Linked DNA regions of Homo sapiens: region 1 is linked to region 2. Evidence: chromatin loops called from intact Hi-C (ENCODE). Cell type or tissue: PC-3. All regions are shown on one strand. Each heading gives the region's core, and the rest is flanking DNA. Links, peaks and the distances in the headings are about the cores only. Region 1 has its middle 10 kb from the start of COG2. Region 2 holds the start of CAPN9 (calpain 9).

Evidence for each region. Peaks named below come from ENCODE experiments on the same cell type or tissue, not always from the same donor. Only the 100,000 strongest peaks of a DNase experiment are listed, where the experiment ranks them.
Region 1: it touches region 2 in a loop (10-fold over the local background); 8 of 110 quality-filtered maps call a loop at or near these places.

Annotation. Positions count from the first base shown.
Region 1 is chr1:230,627,160-230,637,406 of GRCh38, reverse strand. No RefSeq gene overlaps it. Among named protein-coding and RNA genes, the nearest start is that of COG2, 10 kb to the left of the region's middle. In PC-3, for the core only: CTCF peaks have their summits at 4,733 and 4,936 (motif pointing left); a DNase peak (open chromatin) is centred at 4,936; H3K27me3 peaks cover 3,328 bases.
Region 2 is chr1:230,737,181-230,747,427 of GRCh38, reverse strand. It overlaps CAPN9 (calpain 9), which reads right to left and starts at 40. Exons shown (of 20, transcript NM_006615.3): 1 at 1-40. It also overlaps a transcript of AGT not described here. In PC-3, for the core only: a CTCF peak has its summit at 4,657 (motif pointing left); DNase peaks (open chromatin) are centred at 2,857 and 4,687.

The DNA of each region.
Region 1 (10,247 bases), core at 1,472-9,471, 110 kb after region 2:
AATTTACAGGGGAAATGAATGGACCCAGGAGACAGAAAGTAACCTGAAAATGATTCTCTTTGGAATTTAGATGAGCCCTAGAGGCAGACAGTGTCTTGTGGAAAAGTCCATCCAGGTGTGGTTGTACTCCTCAGTCTTCCTTCCTGTGATACAGAATGAGATTTCAGGGAATGGGTGGAGGGCAATTGTGTTCCTCTTTGGGGGTCTGGTTTCCAGGTATATTAGGGAACCTCAGAGAAGAACTTCATCCTGTGCTTTAGGAGAGACAAAGAACTGGAGCCAGAGAAGAGGAGGGGGTGGTAGAGACCTTGAGGCTGCTTCTCCAGTTCAACGTGTCAAAGTGCCATATGTCAGGGCACCAGTTTCTGAGCCCCAGCAGGATACTCAGCAGTGACTGCGAACTCCCTTGTATCTCCAGCAGGCTTGCTTTCTCTCTAATGAAAATGACTAGTTCATGCCTTCAAGACTTGCCGCAACTTTCTCCCCTACTTCTTCCCCACAACGCCCCCTCTGTCTTAGCTCATGCCCTTCTGTCACCTTTTGTTGGGGAAACAGAAGCAAATTGCACAACAATTCTCACATGTTCTTACCATCAGATCACATCTATACTATATCTGTGTCCAGGTATTTTCATTTTTTATCATTTATTCCACACGCATTTATTAAACACCTACTCTATGGTAGGCAATACACTGAGCACTGGTAATTCAGTAATGAACAATACAGAAAAGTCCCTCTCATCATGGAATTTCCATTGTAATGGAACAGATGCACGATAAACTAATAAAAACTAAAAGTTCACTAAAGATAAAGCCGAGTTAGTGAGAAGAGCGGTGAGAGACTGTCATAGGGGAGCAAGTATCCCCACTGTCACACAGTCAGTTCCCTCCTCGGGTGCTTGGGACTCATTCTCTCCAGCCCTTTCCAGGACTCCACTCTGGGAGGTAACTCAATGCCTCCTTTCTTTTCTTTTTGCTTTTTCTTTTCTTTTTTTTTTTTTTTCTTTCTTTTTTTTTTTTTTTTTTTTTTGAGACAGAGTCTCACTCTGTAGCCCAGGCTGGAGTGCAGTGGCAGGATCTCTGCTCACTGCAGCCTCCACCTCCCGGGTACCCATTCAAGCAATTCTCCTCCCTCAGCCTCCCGAGTAGCTGAGATTACAGGCATGCGCCACCATGCCCAACTAATTTTTGTATTTTTAGTAGAGATGGGTTTCACCATATTGACCAGGCTGGTTTTCAACTCCTGGCCTCAAGTGATCCACCCTTGTCAGCCTCCCAAAGTGCTGGGATTACAGGCGTGAGCCACTGCGCCTGGCCTCAATGCCTACTTTCTCATGGACCACTCCTGTCAGCAACCTCTGAGTTTCCTGCCCTGCCGTCATTCACAGTATAGCTTGTAAAATACTTCTTTATACCCTGGTTGCCCAACTTGGTTACCATTCCCCTGGGGATACCTGAAAACTCTCTATACAATCTTGTGCACAGATCATTATAAGAGAGTCCCTTTCCAGGTCTTCTCCTTCCATATACACTCTGTAGTAGAACTGATATGCCCAAGAATGCATCAGATATCATTAGTGATAAATCTAACTTCCTTTTATTTATGATTCATGGATCAGGGCAGCCACCATCCTACAAAATAGAACAAGAAGGCCAGATGCGGTGGCTCACGCCTATAATCCCAGCACTTTGGGAGGCCAAGGTGGGCGGATCACCTGAGGTCAGGAGTTCATGACCAGCCTGGCCAACATGGTGAAACCCCGTCTCTACTAAAAATACAAAAATTAGCCAGGTGTGGTGGCGGGCACCTGTAATCCCAGCTACTCGGGAGGCTGAGGCAGGAGAACCACTTGAACCTGGGAGGCGGAGGTTGCAGTGAGCAGAGATTGTGCCACTGCGCTCCAGCCTGGGCGACAGAGTGAGACTCAGTCTCAAAAAAAAAAAAAAAAAAAAAAATAGAACAAGAGGTCCCACTGGGAAATTGCAGAACGGGGGTGGTTTGTAAGGTGAGAACAAGGAAACGGAACAATAGTAAAAAAGAAGCTGATTGGTTAACATCAGGTTACTTCAGGAGGTGACTTGTAGGGGTTAAAGCAGGGGAAACGTCCGTATGATGCTGACACAAGTGGACTGGAATCTCCTGTTTTCAGGAAAAAACTGGTCTGTTTGGAGATCTATCTCCTTCCTTAAAGTTTCAGTTTGATTAAATGGCAGTCAGTACGAGTGACTCCATTTTAGTTTAGTCTGGTCCATTGAGGCCTAGCGCAGGACCTCAGCCCCAAAAAACTGGTCTCCCTTAATTTTTTAACAGAAACATCAACACTTAGGACTTCCTTTCTTTCTTGTTAAGAGCAAAGGGTATCATTAGAAACAGAGTCTTTGGGTTACTGTTAGCATGCTCTGAAATCAGAAAAGCAGAATCCCTTTGGGTTAGTGACATTGATTCTTTTAAATTAAACTAAATTGGTTTGAGGGACTACCAAAAGTGTCCAGATACAATGGGGGTAGAAACACAAATCAGCATTTTAACAGGGGTTTTTCAGATTCAGTATGGTTAAGTAAAGAGAATAACTGAAAGCTAGCATTTAAAAAACAGTAAATTGTATCAGGCAAGTTTTATTCCAATCAAGTCAATCTTTTCCTATGTTATATTTTTAAAATACTAAATATTTTCAGCCTATAAATAATTTTAAAAAATATAGACTTATGATGAACTATTTCAGGTGTCAACTTAAAAATGTTCAAGATGGTATATAAATTCTATCAGGAGGTGTGTGAGCAAAGACGTCTACTCCTAGCAACCTGTGCTCGGGGTCTCCCGGTTCTCACTTCCTGTTCTTTTCTTAGTTTATCATAGTCACGTAGGTGTTCTCCCTGCTATTCTGGACCTATATCCTAAATCTCCCTTAAGGATTACCCTTTCCTATCTGACCTCCACATTTCAGATTCCCCAGAGCTTGATTCTGAGTCTCCTTCTATAGCAACGTGCTTTCTAGACCAGGATTTGTCAACCTTGGCACAACTGACATTTTGGGCTATATTATTCTTTGTTGTGTATTGTAGGATATTTGGCAGTATCCCTGGCCTCTACACACTAGTTGCCAGTAGCACTCCCTGCCTGAATTGTGACAATAAAAAATGCCTCCAGACATTGCCCAGTGTGCCCTGGAAGCAAGATCGCCACCTCCTATGTACCCTCATCTCTCAGTTTCAGAACCACTGTTCTCAATGATTCTAGACAGTATCATTGGTTTAAGTACTTTCTGTAAATGGAACGCTCTGAAGTTCTAATCCTGACCTGTTTATTGAGCTCAGACTCATATCCAACTGCCTATGGAATTTCTCTGTGGGGATATGTTAAGAGACACCAGGTTTTTAACATAACTTTAACTGGTTCCCTCCTCTACCTGTTCCTCTCCTGGTTTTCTCCCATTTTAGTAAAAGGCATTGCCTCCTACCCAGTGGCTAGGGCTTCCACCTTTGGGATGACTTCTCCCTTCCCCTATTCCCGTCTGTCAGCAAGTCCTATTGATGTTACCTCCAAAACAGAATGCAGACTTGATTGCTGTTCCCATATGAATCCAAATCCTGACGTGTGTGTGTGTGTGTCTGTGTGTGTGTGTTTTAACCTCAGTTACTGCCATCAGGCTTTCAGTCCCGCTACTCTAGGGAGACAGCTGTTTTTCAAGGTCATTTCAAGGTCACTCATAATCACCACTTTGCCAAATCCCATAAGTCATTCTCAGACCTCAGATTACTCAACCTGTCAGTCCCAATTGACACAGTAGTCCCTCTGTTTTTCTCAAAATGTTTCATTTTATTCACTTAGCTTCTGACTCTGCCTTTGTTTTCTGCCAGTCTTTGTTGGCTTGTCCTGACCTCAACTTTTCAGCACCAATGTGCTCCTGAACTCAGACCTGTTTTTGCTTAACTCAGAATCTCCCTCAAGGCAAAAATGAAGGCATGACTGGGCTATGTTCTCATCTGCAGGTTCAGCTGGGGAAGAATCTATTTCCAAACTCATTTAGATTTTTGGCAGAATTCATTTTCTTGCACCCATATGTCTGAGGGCCCCAGCCTCTTTTTGGCTATCTGTTGGAGTCTGCCCTCTGCTCCTAGAGGTCTCCTGCAGTTCCCTGCCATGAGACCTCTCCACAGTGGTTGTCAAGAAGCCCTTTGCTTCTTCAAAGTCAGCAGGAAAGCCTCTGATTCCAGTCAGCAAAAAAACAGACTTATGTAACATGGTGTACTTGTAGGAGGGACAACCCCTTACCTCACCATATTCTACTAGTTAGAAGCAAGTCTACGTCCTGTCTACTTTCAAAGGACATAACATAGGTCAGATATCAGATGGCCATCTTAAAATGCTGCCTAACACACCTTCCCTATCTCTACTCCCTGCACAGACAAGCTCTCCCAGCCTCAAGGCTTTAAGTAACACCTCTGTTCTAATGACTGTCACATTTCTGTCTCTAGCCTGGACCTCATTCCTGAACTCCTGACTTGTATATCCAACTGCCTACTTGTCACCTCCATGTGGATTTAACAGGCATCTCAAATTCAACACATCCAAAACCAGACTCCTGATTTCCTCTAACTTGCTCCTCCTGTAGTCTTTCCCATCTTGGTAAGCAGCAGCTTTATTGTTCCAGTGCCTCAGGCCAAAAATCTTAAAATCTTCCTAATCCTTATCTTGTTCACAGGATCCACGCATAATGCATCAACAAATTCTGTGTGTTTTGCCTTCAAAACACATACAGAATCTCACCACTTCTCCCCACCTGCCCATCTACTGCTCTAGTGCATGCCACTGTCATCGGTCATCTAGATCAGTGGTTCTCACCTGGGGAAGGTTTTGTCCACTCTTCTCCCCATGGGTTTTGGCAATGTCTGGAGACATCTTTGGTGGCACTACTGAGGGAAGGGTCACTACTGGCATCTAGTGGTTAAAGGCCAGGAGTGCTGCCAAACATCATACAACACACAGGGCAGCCTCTACAACAAAGAATTATCTGGCCTTAAATGTCAATGGTGCAGAGGCTGTGAAACCTGATCTAGATGAACGCAAGTAGCCTCTGAACTGTCTCCTTGCCTCTACCCTTGCTCATCCTCCTGCGAGTCTATACTCCACAAAGCAGCCTGAGGGATTCTTTTCAAATCTAAGCCAAGGCAGGCCTCTTCTCTGTTTGAAACCATACAATGGCTTCTCATTGGTCACAGAGGTAAGGGTCAATCCTAACAAAGGCCTTTGAGGACTTACGTGATCAGGACCCCACTACCTCTCTTCCCTGTCTCCTACCATTTCCCCTCTTGCTCCATTCCTATTGATCCCCATGCCTTTCTTCAAACACAATAGGCACGCTCCCATGTTCAGTTTGCTGTTTACTTTGTTTGGAATGCTTTTCTGCAGATATTACTGCTGCTCACACTTTTATTTTCTCCAGGTCTTTGCTCAAATAAGATAAACTTCCCTGACACAGCCTAATAAAATAGCAACCTGCTCCTGTAAACCTCCACCTGCCATGCCCCATACCCTGCTTTACCTTTTTTCCTAAAACTTATCAACTCCTAAGATAGATAGACTGATAGACAGAGAGATGAACAGATATATAGATGAATAGATAGATAGATGATAGATGGGTAGACGGATGGATACACAGATGATAGAGATAGATAGGTAGATGAATAGGTGCATAGATGGGTAGATGGTAGAGATAGATAAATAGATGATAGAGATAGGTAAGTAGGCAGATAGAAGACACATTAGATAGATATAAATGGATAGATGAAAGAGATGGATAGATATAGGTAGATGGTTGGATAGACAGATGATAGAGATGATAGGTAGATAGATAGATAGATAGATAGATAGATAGATAGATAGATACATAGATAGATAGATAATTTGTCTGCTTATAGTCTGACTGCCCCACTAAAATGGAAGCTCCATGGAGCCAAAAACTGTATCCTTCTTATTAACTATTCCATCTCTGGGGTCTAGTATGGTACCTGGCACATAGTAGGTGTTCCATAAATATTGAAGAATGACTAGTTTCCTTGTTTGTACTTTTGCCTTCATTCTAGCCATTCTCCACACAGCAGTCAAAGGATATTCTTAAAATGCGAGAGGAATGCTATCACTCCCCTTCACCCACCCTTCCAAACCCTTGAATTGCTTTTTATTGCTACTGGGTTTTTTTTTTGAGATGAAGTCTCGCTCTGTCACGCAGGCTGAAGTGCAGTGGCGCAATTTCGGCTCACTGTAACCTCCACCTCCCGGGTTCAGGTGATTCCCCTGCCTCAGCCCCCCGAGTAGCTGGGATTACAAGTGCACACCACCACACCCGGCTAATTTTTGTATTTTTAGTAGAGACAGGATTTCACCATGTTGGCCAGGCTGGTTTCGAACTCCTGACCTCAAGTGATCCTCCTGCTTTGGCCTCCCAAAATGCTCGGATTAGAGGTGTGAGCCACTGTGCCCTGCTTACTGCTCTTAAACTCCATTTGATTATTTACAAACCAAGCCAGATTAAGATTTTTGTCTTTAATCACTGAAAAGATTATGGTATCATCACCACTAGAGACAATTTTCTAAAGATGATAATGTTAAATCCTAAAATAAGTGTATTAGAAGCCTAACGATTTCAGATTTTACCAAAATCTCATTAATCATCCCGCCTCTGTATCTATCTAATCTTTTCCAACTGCCCAGTTTTCCCTTCTGTTTTGGGCCTTCACCATATTCTGCCAGAATTACTACAAAAGCTTTCCAATTTGTCTCTTCCCACCTCCAGCCAGATGTCTCCTTCCCTTCTCTCTCCACACCAATTCATTCTCCATATTAGCTCCAAAATGATCATTCTAAAATATATATCCCATTACATCCTTCTCCTACTTAAAATTCCTCAGGATCTCTAAATTTCCTTAGTGAAGGATTTTTTTAAGACCCATTAGTTGCAAATGGCAGCAATTCAAAGCAAACTGGATTGAACAAAAGGGAAAAAAATACAAAGCAAAACTTTAAAAAAGGGATTCTCATGTTCACATAGAAAAGGATTCTGTGGTAGTTCATAGTATTCAAAGAAAAGCAGAAACACTAGAATTTCAGGATCAAGAAATCGGGAGTTAAAATCAGTGGAATATTTTTTTTCTCACTGTCAGTGTCTCATGTCTACTTGTCTCCATTGGAGTGCTTTCTTCTTTAGTCAGCGTCTTTCCAAGTGTCAGGGAAGACCACCACTGCCAGCTCTGGAATCACATCCACCAAAGCCAGTCACTTCTGTAGAAAAACAGCATCTTTCCCACCATTTCTATATCAATCCCAGGGAACATTCTGATTCGTCAAATTTGGTCAGGTGGACCAATCAGATGTCCCCAACCAGACAGCATAAAGTGTGGGAGAAATATCCCACAGATATTAGCAGGCTGTCTGCAGGAGAAGGAAGATGAGAAAGCATAGTGGTCAGGCACAACTCAGTAGCTGATGTTTTCTGCAGATTATTAAACATGGCACATAAAGACCTTCCAGATCTGGTGCCTGCCAACCTCTTCAACTCCACCTTAACCCACATCTTCCTCACTTTCTGTGCTCCAGCCACAGTCAGCTACTTGAATTCTTGGGTGGCTTCTGCCTTCTTTTATCTCCAGCACATACTGTTCTCTGTACCTAAAACACCATTTGCTGCCTCATTATACAAAGATGATACTTCCACATTCTTCAGACCTTATCTCATACATTACCTCCTTCAGGAAGTCTTTGTTTTAACATGTGGATTTTATTATTATTCAAGTATAATGAGGCCAGCAGATCAGGAGATAATTATCCTTGAAAAGATCATTTATTACAGTTCCCAAGAGGAGGGGGCATACCATATCACAAAGGGCCACATGGGGAAGCACCAGGGTTGGTCAGGAGATCCAGGGAGAGAGCTTTTGTGGTGGTTTTGTGGGAAGGAATGGGTGAGACAGGGAAGCAGCTCTAGGATGGTCTAGTCTGAATAATTTCAACAGGCTCTGGGGCACAGAGGTCATCTGTAATTGTCTTGCACCTGGCCATGAGGTGATTAGGATAGGAGAATAGTGGCCCTACATATGGGAGCCCAATAAGAAAGGGGGTTGTGGGGTGTGGGCTCTGGATTGGTTGGTTTTCATATGAAAGGCACACTCTGTGGCAAGTCATTTAATATCTCTAGGAATTAAACAGTCCTGGAGGGGCAGTCCCTCCAGGGTCAGCAAGGCCGCAGATATAAAAGCAACAGAATACAGAAAATAAGTGGCAGGGTTAATACAATCTTTCCTAGCATTTTTTCAGCATCTTCTCCTAAATCAGGTTTAGGCATCTCTTTTTTATGATTCCAGAATACCCCTTGCACACTGCTGTGGTTACAATGGCAGCAGTACCGGCAAGGATATCTTAACCAACAGCCCAGCAATCTTTGACCTTCAAACTACATCTGGGGAAGTGGGTAAGAATTTGAAATCATTTTGCTGGGAGTGGGGGCTCACTCACCCACGTAACCTCAACACTTTGGGAGGCTGAGGCAGGAGGATTGCTTCAGCTCATGAGTTTGAGACCAGCTTGGGCAACATACAGAGACTTGTCTCTACAAAAAATTTTAAAAACTTAGGCAGGCATGGTGGCATGTGCCCGTAGTCCCAGCTACTCGGGAGGCTGAGATGGGAGGATTGCTTGAGCCCAGGAGGTTGAGATTACAGTGAGCCATAATCACAACCCTGCACCCTGCACTCCAGCCTGTGCGACAGACCCTGTCTCTAGTAAAAACAACACAATTAAACAAAATATTTAAGCCATTTAATTTCGATTTAATGGATATGTGACCTCATTTTTATTCCATAGTTTTTGAGACTGCACATGTAGTTTTCATTTAAATGCCTATAAAATATTTATTCATTTTCTTTCTGCTAAAATGATGCAAACAATACTCTTAGGTGTATTATACACTGAATTTTGACACTTTAAAGAATACCACTACATTAACTTATGCAGCCATGATTAATTTATCTTTGTGCAGACTATTGAATAAAATTGTTCTCGTCATTATTGTGCATATAGTTGATCTTCCAAATATGTAATTGGAACTTGAAAAATTGAAACTCTCAACTGCTCTTTTAAGAAATTCATGCCTGTGTATATTCAAGCATATAAAACTGAAATGCGTGAATACACAACTATACCTCTCACTGCTGACTATATAGTGCCTTATTGTCTTTATAAGTCACCTGCATGTGAATTAGGAAAAGAAACTCCTTCTTCTGGGCAGATGCAGCTCTGTGTTGGGTGCATGACTTGGGGGCAGAGCGTGGCATGGCTTTTGGCTCCCCTTGCTGCCTGGTCAAAAATGCCTTGGTCTGTACTAACCTACAAGACCTTAGACAAAGGTGTTAAATGCACACTAGCTTTGCTCAAATGGGCAAGTCTCAACTTGTCTTCCTCCCTGAGATCCTCATGCTCTCCATAGGACAGGATAGCCAGCCATGTAACAGCACATGATGGTGTAAAATTATACATCGTGGTGTAAATTTGTGTACTCCTTATAAAATGTTTATGTTTGCATTTAGGAGTGTAAGCATGTATTAGACATTCTTAGTGATTCAACTTTGAAGCAAAGATTTTCTGTCACCTTTTCTTCAATTTAGATTAAAGAATGAATACCTTGAGATTTCAAGGCAAAATATTATGAGTCAGTTTTTATTTGTAATTATTTACCTTTGTAATCAAAATTTTCTCAAGGAACAAAATATAAATGAATACAACATAAAACATAGATATAATTTGGATGCTGACTCTCTAATTGTCAAATACAACTCCTCATTCCAAGTTTTTTTGTATCACCTTGTGATTCCTATTCATTGATTAAAAATTAAGTAAATATTATAAATTTTCAGTTACAAATTTATACTAATGAAATATACTTTAATCAATTTTACATGTGATGGATCTTGGATTTTTTTCCCATTTTTAAAAATAGAATTTATTTTTTAGAGCAGTTTTAGGTTCACAGTGAAATTGAGTGGAAGAAACAGAGACTTCCTACATACCCTTCCCCACTCCCCCACCATGCACAACCTCCCCAACGGTCAACATCTCCAACCTGAGGGTACATTTGTTACAATTCATGAATCTCCATTGGCACTTGAGGGAAAGCAGGTATAAATGAAAGACTTTGGCTGGGCGCAGTGGTTCACACCTGTAATCCCAGCACTTTGGGAGACCGAGGCAGGCGGATG
Region 2 (10,247 bases), core at 1,598-9,597:
GTGCCGGTCAAGAAGGAACAGCTCAGAGGGCCACTGGGCTGAGTGGCCCTCACCTCCACCTATTTTCTGGGCACCTCCCTGTTAGACTGAGATGGGACACGCCCTGATGGAAAACAGCAGAGAGAGCCCTCTGCCCACTCTGCACTCCTGCAGACTCAGAGGCAGCTCTGGGGCCTGGCACATTCCACTCAGAGGCGGCACCTCTGCTTAGTGCGCTCAGGGGGCCTCATGGGAGAGAGAGGATTGCTTCAGAAGGAAAAGGAGCAAGAAACCCAACTGGTCCAGGAGGTGGCTTTACGGAGAAGTGCACGGTGTGGTCTTGAGTCCCATCTCCTGCATCAGAGAATGGCAGAGTTTTGTAGTCGGAAGGGAGGTTGGTGAATGAAAGCAGGATGCATTATGTGAACACAGCTGGCACAGCTCCTGCACAGGCAATCCCATAGTGATTCAGCACTGGGGTCAGCAAACCTTTTCTGTAAAGGCCCAGACCATGAATATTTTCAGCTTTGTGGGCCACGCAAAGTCTGTGCTGCAACTACTCAACTTTGCTGTTGTAGTGACAAAGCAGCCGTAGATGTGACACAGATGAATGGGTGTGGCTGTGTTCCAATAAAACTTTATTTACAAAGGCAGGTGGGGGTTAGATTTCATCCAACCTGACCCCTGATAGAGGAGAACTCACAGAGGACATCGGCTCTTCCTCTAGGGCACATGTGCCTCTTTCATTCTCTAGACATCATATTAATAAAGTTCCTTGTTGTTATAGTCCTACAAATAGGATCTCACGTCTGAGAAAAAACAAATGTTAGAGGATGGAGGTGGTTTGATAAATGTGTTTGCCCATAGAAATGATTATACAGGCTGGGTGTGGTGGCTCACACCTGTAATCCCAGCACTTTGGGAGGCCGAGGAGGGTTGATCACCCGAGGTCAGGAGATCAAGACCAGTCTGGCCAACATCATGAAACCCTGTCTCTACTAAAAATACAAAAAATTAGCCCGGTGTGGTGGCGGATGCTTGTAATCCCAGCTACTTGGGAGGCTGAGGCAGGAGAATCCCTTGAACCTGGGAGGTGGAGGTTGCAGTGAACTGAGGTCGTGCCACTGCCCTCTAGCCTGGGTGACAGAGAGAGACTCTGTCAAAAAAAAAAAAAAAAAAAAAAGAAAAAAGAGAGAGAGAGAGAAAGAAAAGAGAGAGAGAGAAGGAAAGAAGAAAAGAAATGATAAATACTGGAGGGGATAGATAGCCTAAATACCCCAACTCGATATCACACATTCTGCACATGTAACAAAATAGCACATGTACCCCATCAATACGTACAAATATTATGTATCAATAAAAATAAGTCAATAAAAGTATTAGTCACCACGTGAAAACTCTGATGTTCTAAGCACTTTATAATGATTTCTGTGTGATTCTCTAACTAGTCAAAGTTGAGGTTTGGAGACAAGGGGTCTTGAGTTAATGGGTACAGTTAAAAGGCCATGATGTGAATTTTTATATAAGCTCACAGTTCCCAGGAGTGTGCACTCAGTCTGACACACGTTCTGTCTAGTAGATCCTGCATATGGTTTTACAGGGGAGGTCTAGACATTAGAGTTGGGGATATTTGGGTTTTACTCTGCTATGGCCTGATTGCTTGTATTCCGCACCACCCCCCCGACCCCGCCAAAATTTGTATGTTGAACCCATACCCTGCAAGGTAATGGTATTAGAAAGTGGGGCCTCTAAGGGGTGATTAGGTCAGAAGAGTGGAGCCCTCATGAATGGGATTGGTGTCATTATGAAAGATTAGGTCACAGAGGGCCCCCTCCTCCCTTCCACCATGTGAGGACACAGGAACCAGAAAGTAGACCCTCACCAGGCATGGAATCTGCCAGTGCCTTGATCTTGGACTTCCAGCTTCCAGAACTGTGAGCAACACATTTCTGTTGTTTATAAGCCACCCTGTCTGTGCTGTTTTGTTATAGAAGCCTGAATGAACTAAGACAAATTCCCAGTTTTCCCTGGGGTGATCTTGGGCGAGTTATCCATGCTGTCTGTCCCTGCTTCCAAGCTGTGAATCAGGATAATCGGTGCTGCCTGCTAGAGGCATGGCGGGTTTGTGGAAGCAAAGCCACTTGCAAAGTCTGGCACATGGAGGGGATCAGGAGCTGCTGATTCCTCCCTTTCCCCTATCCTCTCTGCACCCCCTGCCACTCCCACAGATGCTGCTGAATTTCATGGTCTCCTTCTGAGCCTGACTTGCCTCAACTTGCAAGGCATCTCTTTTGTCTCTTTGTTTGCACAATGAAGGACTTTGGAACTGGGGTCCTCTGGCTGGGACCAGAGTGCAGTTCTGGCCAGTCCAAATGATTCTTGGCTAGAGATGATGGAGCTGCCCAGGAGTGTCCCATTGCCCACTGCCCTGGCAGACGGCTCTGTTTCGAAGTGATTAAGGAGGGCAACCTAGGGAGACAGGTGTGGCAATGTGAGGGCCATCCATTTCTGGTGACACCTCGGCAGGGAAATGATTACCAGCCCAGATCTCTGGGAGCATCCCCTTCAAATGCCCCAGCAACTGAGAAAGGACCTTGAAGTAAATTTCAGCACTGACCAGAACTGTAAAGGGTTTGCTCAGCACCAGACCCACTCCCAGCTTCAGGGATTTACGTTCTCATTCTCCTCCCGATACAAACACCTCTCCAGGCTGGGGTCTTGTCCTTCCACCTGGGACTTATCTATGTATTGGAAGAACCTGCCTTTTTCTTTAGAGTCTTAGTATAGTTGCTAGGTAATTGGAGAATTGCATCATCATTGTGAGTAAAACAAACATGCCTCAGAGTAGGAAACACACCAAAAAGGTTTAACAATCCTCCAGAACCACAGCTGGAATTCCTCCTGCCCCCTAACACTCTGGGACTCTGAGAATGTCTGCGGGAGGGAGTGCATTCTCAGGATTTACAGCCTCATCATTCTTCCTGCCCAATGTCTGCCCACAGAGCCCTGGGTCCATCTTTCCTGCAGAGCTCATGGCACCGGACTTCTCCATGACTTTGTCTTAGCGTCTAATCCTGCTCCCAGCTCAGCCCAGTGCAGGGCAGGAGCACGATGCACATTTGCTGAGTAAACATTGAACCAATGCCTCAAGAAAGCAGATGGCATTCTTGGGTGTCTTCATTTAGTTTTCCAAACCTTCACTTCTCAGGATGAACAATAGTTACAGAAACTGCAGCCATGCAATCTAAGGTCTACCAGGCCTTGCACACTTCCTCACCCACACTGGGAAATGCCCTGAGTGGCTCAGAGGGAAAGGGCTCTGAGCTTGGGCAGAGAATCATGTGCACTGTTTTTAATAAGCTCTGCCAGCTTGTCGCTAGCCTAGAGATGCAATCAGCTTTGAGCCAAGCGGGGGCCATGCATCATGTTAAGTGTATTTTCTTCTCTTTAGCAGAGCAATCTGCTGAAGTGATTTCTACATGAAATGAACCTGACCTGGCATCTGGGGCCTTCCTGGCCTCTCTTTTCTGTGCTGTTCTTTCTCTGTCTCCTCCACACTCAGGCCTGTGGCGAACTCCCTTTGTTTCTCTTCTTCTTGTTCATCTTGAAGGGCAGCAGGAGGTGAACATAGTGCCTGGGTGGCTCTGGGATGCCATGGGGCAAAACCCCAAGGACAAATGCTCAGAAGCTTCACATGGGTGCAGGGAGATGACCTCTAGGACCCCACCCGGTCCAGGCCTTACAGCAGGGCCTGGGTTTTGAGGGATATGCCAAACAGCCTGGATCCTGCAGAGGGATCTCAGCCCTATGATGGGCTGAGAGTGAGCCCACCCGGCTGCGACATTTGTAGCCCCTTGGCTTGCAGTGTGGAGGATGGGGTGGGCTGGCGAGGAGGGTGGAGAGTGGAGAGGCAGGGGACCTGCACAGGTGTCCAGGTGAGAGGGGCTGAGGCTAACTCCAGATGTAACCAGAGTGAAGGCAGGAAGGGACAGATTCTTCTAGAAGTACTGTCAGGGCGTTCTGCTGGGGTGCAAGGGTGGAGGTGTAAAGGTGGCGTCCTGCCTTCAGACTTGAGCAAATGGGTGATGGTGGTGACAGAAGGAGGAGAGGCAGACTTGGAAGAAAAGTTGAACACTTTGGGTATGTTAAGAGTAAGACGACTGCGTGCAATGGCTCACACCTGTAATCCCAGCACTTTGGGAGGCTGAGACAGATGGGTCACCTGAAGTCAGGAGTTCAAGACCAGCCTGGCCAACATGGTAAAACCTTGACTCTACTAAAAATACAAAAAATGAGTCAGGCGTGGTGGGGGTGCCTGTAATCCCAGCTACTTGGGAGGCTGAGGCAGGAGAATTGCTTGAACCCGGGAGTCAGAGGCTGCAGTGAGCCGAGATCGAGCCACGGCACTCCAGCCTGGGCGAGGAGCGAGACTCCATCTCAAAAAGAAAAAGTAAAACACCCCCCTACTTGCTGAAGGGAGTGTAAATTGGTGTCTCCTTTTTGGAGAACTATTTATGAATACCTCTCAGAGCTACCAATGCACCCACTCTGATCCAGCTGTTTCCCTTCTAGAAATTTATCTTTATCCTGATGATAGAGCCGCACCCCGAAAAGTGAAAGGTATACCAGCTTGCTCATTTCATGGTGGCATTGTTTACATTAAAAAAGGTTGGAAAGCACTTAGTGCCCTCTGTTGGGGGAATGGTAAAGAAAATTATGGTCCAGCTAATCATGAAGTGGAACAGTGTACAGCCATAAAACGGAACAAGGAAACTCTGCATACACTGATGTGGGAAGGTCCCTGGGATACAGTGTTCAACTGAAAAGTCAAAGTGGCCGGGTGCAGTGGCTCACGCCTGTAATCCCAGCACTTTGGGAGGCTAAGGCAGGCGGATCATGAGGTCAGGAGTTCAAGACCAGCCTTGCCAACATAGTGAAACCCTGTCTCTATTAGAAATACAGAAAATTAGCCAGGCATAGTGGTGGGCACCTGTAATCCCAGCTACTTGGGAGGCAGAGGTAGGAGAATTGCTTGAACCCGGGAGGTGGAGGTTGCAGTGAGCCGAGATGGTGCTACTGCACTCCAGCCTGGGTGACAGTGCGAGACTCTGTCTCAAAAAGAAAAAGAAAAAAGAAAATTCAAAGTGCAGAATGGCATGTAGAGTATGCCAGCATTTGTGGAGAAAGAAGGCAAAAAATATTTATTTATATCTGCATAAAAATTTCTCGGAAACTACACAAAGATCTACTCATAATAGTGGTTCTGTTTTCTGGGGGTAGGTGGAGTAGATGGGGGTAGAGGAATGTGGGGAGACTTTTCTATATGCCTTTTATATTTTTTTAGCTTTAACCCTATAGATTTACCTGGTTGAATTTTTTAAAATTTTATTTTAGAGTCGGAGTCTTGCTCTGTCACTCAGGCTGGAGTGCAGTGACATGATCATAGCTCACTGAAGGCTTGAACTCCTGGGCTCAAGAGATCCTCCTACCTCAGCCTCCCCAGTGGCTGGGACTACAGGTGTACACCACAACACTAGCCTTAACTGTTGTCGACTTTTAAAAGCCTAGTTTGAAACTTAAAGCCCACAATGATGTTTTGGCCTAGGTGGGCTCTGCCTTCCCTCCCCCGTGTATCTCTCCTCGCAAGATGTCTGTACATTTGCAAAGGAGCTTATCTGTCCTGAGGGCCACCCCCATTTCCTAGAAGATGAGAACTAGATCTTCACCCAGACCTTGCTTCCCTATCCATCCCCTCCCAAGGTCATTGGTAAGCCTGACATCAGGTGAGGGTCTCCCTTTCTTCATCCAGGGACTTGTCCATCCCTGGAACACTCCTAGTTTCACCCCTGTCCTAGTGGGCACTCATTCATGAACCATAACAAATCTTTTCTTCAGTGGGAATGAGCCGTGCTCAGGCATCACACCATAGGGTAAGAGCCATCTCCTGAAAGGCAACAGAGCACCCAGCCCAAATCTCCCCCACACTCGCTGCTCCACAGGGTGATGCCAGTCTTTGGCCTCAGCTGTCTGACTCAAGAGATCCCAGCTTGTAGGCGCATAGGCTCGTGGACGACCTGGTGGTTCCCCTGGTTTCCCAGGGCTGCACAAGCTGCCTATAGCTTCTCTCAGCTCTGGCCTTGCTTTCTGGCTTGATTGTGGAATATAGTTTCCTCCAAGGCCTAATCTCCCTAAGTAAGCTCTAGATCACTGCCCCTATGGCCTAAGGTGACACCGTTGAAATTGTACTTCCGTCCCTGAGAAGTAGTTTCACTCCTTAAACATTCATTGTTGAAGAATGATAAATATACCTGTCTGCCTTCTGCTAACTCTCTGGGATTTCTTTCCCTGGAGTTTGACCTCAGCCCAAGACGATTTCCTTTCTCCTTCTCATCTAGGAGCTGGAGGTTGATGCTATGCACAGATCTTAGGATGACTTGAATCACAGGTGCAGCAGGATAGGAATTTACTCTCCGCAGTTTAGGGCCCAAAAAAATCCTAATTTTTGAGACAGAGTCTCCTCTGTTGCCAGGCTAGAGTGCAGTGGTGCGATCTTGGCTCACCGTAACCCACCTCCCGGGTTCAAGCTATTCTCCTGCCTCAGCCTCCCAAGTAGCTAGGACTACAGGCGTGTGCCACCACATCCAGCTAATTTTTGTATTTTTAGTAGAGATGGGGTTTCACCATGTTGGCCAGGATGGTCTTGATCTCTTGACCTCATGATCCACTCACCTCAGCCTCCCAAAGTGCTGGGATTACAGGCGTGAGCCACCGCATCTGGCCAAAAATCCTAATTAAAAAAAATATTATCTCTTCTTGCCCTCTGGAGTCCCCAGTTACCACCTCGCACCAAAACTTGTATTTAGATTTTGTTGTGTGACACTCTTATTCATTTTAAAATGGTCTCTCTTACTCTATCTCTCTTCTTCTGTCTCTGTAAACTAGCAGTTACTTCAAAGTTCAAATATCCTGTAAGGTTTGTCAGAGGTGTTTGAGCCAGAATGTCTCCAACTTGAATAGGGGTTGGGTAAAATAAGGCTGAGACCTCCTGGCTGCTTTCCCAGGAGGTTAGGCGTTCTTAGTCACAGGATGACATAGGAGGTCGGCAGGTCACAAAGATACAGGTCACAAAGAACCCACTGATAAATAAAACAAGATGCAGTAAAGAAGCTGCCAAAACCCACTAAAACCAAGATGGCGATGAAAGTGACCTCTGTTCGTCCTCACTGCTCATTATACACTAATTATAATACATTAGCATACTAAAAGACACTCCCACCTGCATCATGACAGTTTACAAATGCCATGGCAATGTCAGGAAGTCATCCTCTATAGTCTAAAAAGGAGAGGAAGCCTTGTTTCAGGGAAGCCTCTGCCCCTTTCCTGGTAAACTCATGAATAATCCACCCTTTGTTTAGCATATGACCAAGAAATAACCCTAAGTATACTCAGTTGAGCAGCCCATACTGCTGCTCTACCTACGGAGTGGCCATTCTTTCTTTACGTCTTTATAAACTTGCTTTCGATCTATAGACTCGTCCTGAATTCTTTCTTGCGTGAGGTCCAAGAACCCTCTCCTGGGGTCTGGATCAGGACCCCTTTCCAGTAACAGGTCCACTTTTCCCCAAATAAGTGATCTTCCTCCTCCTTCCTCCTTCTGATAGTGGCATCTAGGTCAGGGTGAATCTTACCAAACCTGCCACTGGAGCAGGGACCTCTGGCTCTCTGGGATCTTCTTGGTTGAGGTGTCTCTGGGAACCAGCTTCTTTCCTTACGGTATTTGCTGTGGAGGGGTCACAGCTAGCATAACTTGTGTTTCATTTTCCTATCGGGGGCAATGCACCGTAATTACCCCGGAAGCTCAGCCTGGCTCCAACATTTCCCGTTAATGATGAGCCCTCCACCTGGTTTCTCTGTGCTTGCCGAACCTCAGAAACTCATTTGCTCTTCTCAGTGGTCCCCAGCTTTGGGCTCTCAGCTCTGCAGACTCTGCCACACCATCTCATGCCCTGCTCAGGGCAACACCCTGGTGGACAAGGTGACTCTTAATTCCCAGCCACCCCCCGCCCCATAGTGGAAATTGTGATTGGACATTTATTATTATTATTTTATTTTAGAGACACTGCTGGAGTGCAGTGGCATGATCATAGCTCACTGTGGCTTCCAACTCCTGGGCTCCAGCCATCCTTCTGCCTCAGCCTCCTGAGCAGCTGGGACTATAGTCATACCCAGCTAATTAAAAAAAAAAAAAAACCTGTAGAGGAGGGAGTCTCAGTATGTTGCCCACACTGGTCTTGAACTCCTAGCTTCAAATGATTCTCCTGCCTTGGCCTCCCAAAGTGCTGGGGTTACAGATGTGAGCCACTGCACCTGGCCTTATTATGTTTAATTGGAGGGAACATTGATAAAGTCTGTTACATAGTAGCAAGAGTATCCCTAACATGCCTTACCACTGAGAAATAAGATTCTTTGCTGCTGGAGGTGTGTGAAGTTTTTCTATAGCAGAAGGAGATGTAATTTTTTTAAAAGTCCTTTGACTACAGAGATTTTTATATTGTCTGTGTACAATATTACTGGGTTTATTAAAATAATTTAATTTAAAATATCTCATTTGATTTATCACCTACATCTACAGTTGTGTATTTAGTTATGGGACATACATCTAATTGAATTCCCATCTTTTTGTGGTAAAGGTTTATTTTCAGCATCTCTTTATGCATCTCATCCTTTCCCACTCTCCATTTTCTCTTTTTAATGCACCATTTTCTGATTCTTATAAATGACGTATCCTCCCCCTTTGGCAAGGTAGCATTAGCCAGCAAGCATACCTAATATTTGTGTGGATGGAAGGCTCAGGAAGAGAACTATTTGTCTCTTTCGAGCTTATGGCTTTCACAAAGTGTCATAGCAATTTTTATGACTCAACTTTCAAAAGAGATTTATTAGCTTGGGTCTCTAGGAAAAAATAATTTATAAGGCCACTGACAATCATAGCTGTGAAGACATAAAGTAACATGATAAGCACTTATTTTTATAGCACTTTTTACATATGAGACTACCATGGTATGAAGTTCAATTATGATGACTGATTTATAAACATCATTTCTTGTTTAACGTGGGTAATTTTTAAAAGTATGAACTGGTGAGAATGTCAAATGGTGCAGCCAATTTGGAAAAGTGTGACAGGTCCTCAAACAACTAGACATAGAGTTACTGTAGGAGCCAGCAGTTTCACTCCTGGGTATCTGTCAAGAGAACTGAAAACAGATGTCCACACAAAACTTATTCATGAATGCTTACAACAGCCTTATTCATAACAGCCAGAAGGTGCAAGCAACTAATTGTCCATCAGCTGATGAATGGATAAATAATGTGTGGTATATCCACGTAGTGGAACATTATTCAGCCATAAAAAGGAATGAAGTACTAATGCTACACCTTGGATGAACCTTGAAAACATTACGCTAACTGAAAGAAGCAAGTCACAAAGGACAACAGACTATGGAAATCTATGGAGACAGGAAGTCATTAGTGGTTGCTTAGGGCTGGGGATGGGGTGAAGTGGGAGGGGTGGGGGTGATGGCTAAAGGCTTTCTTTTTGAGATGATGAAATCTTCTAAAATTGACTGTGGTGGTGGTTGCACAACTCTAAATATGCTAAAAATCATTGAATTGTACACTTTAAATAGGTGAATTGTATGTACAGTATCTGAATTACATCTCAAAGCTATCTTAAAAAGATAAATAAGCTCTGTGCCTCATTTTGCCTCCTACAGTGTTTCGTAAAGTTGTAGTACTAAAAGGGAGATTTGATAGCAATAATGATAATAATAATAAACAGGCTGGGCGCAGTGGCTCAAGCCTGTAATCTCAGCACTTTGGGAGGCTGAGGCAGGTGGATCACCTCAGGTCAGGAGTTCAAGACCAGCCTGGCCAACATGGTAAAACCCCATCTCTACTAAAAATACAAAAATTAGCCAGGTGTGGTGGTGGGCACCTGTATTCTCAGCTACTCAGGAAGCTGGGGCCAGGGAATCGCTTGAACCTGGGAGGCAGAGGTTGCAGTGAGCTGAGATCACATCATGGCACTCCAGTCTTGGTGACAAAAGTGAAACTCCATCTCAAAATAATAATAATAATAATAAACAATTTCTAAGTATTATTCTTAGTAGTCACCTACGCATGGCACTTTGTGCAGATGACTCCTGCATGTGTCAGGGTTTTTCTTGCGGGCAATGCAGTCTGATCAGTATAAACTAGGCAGAGAGGTA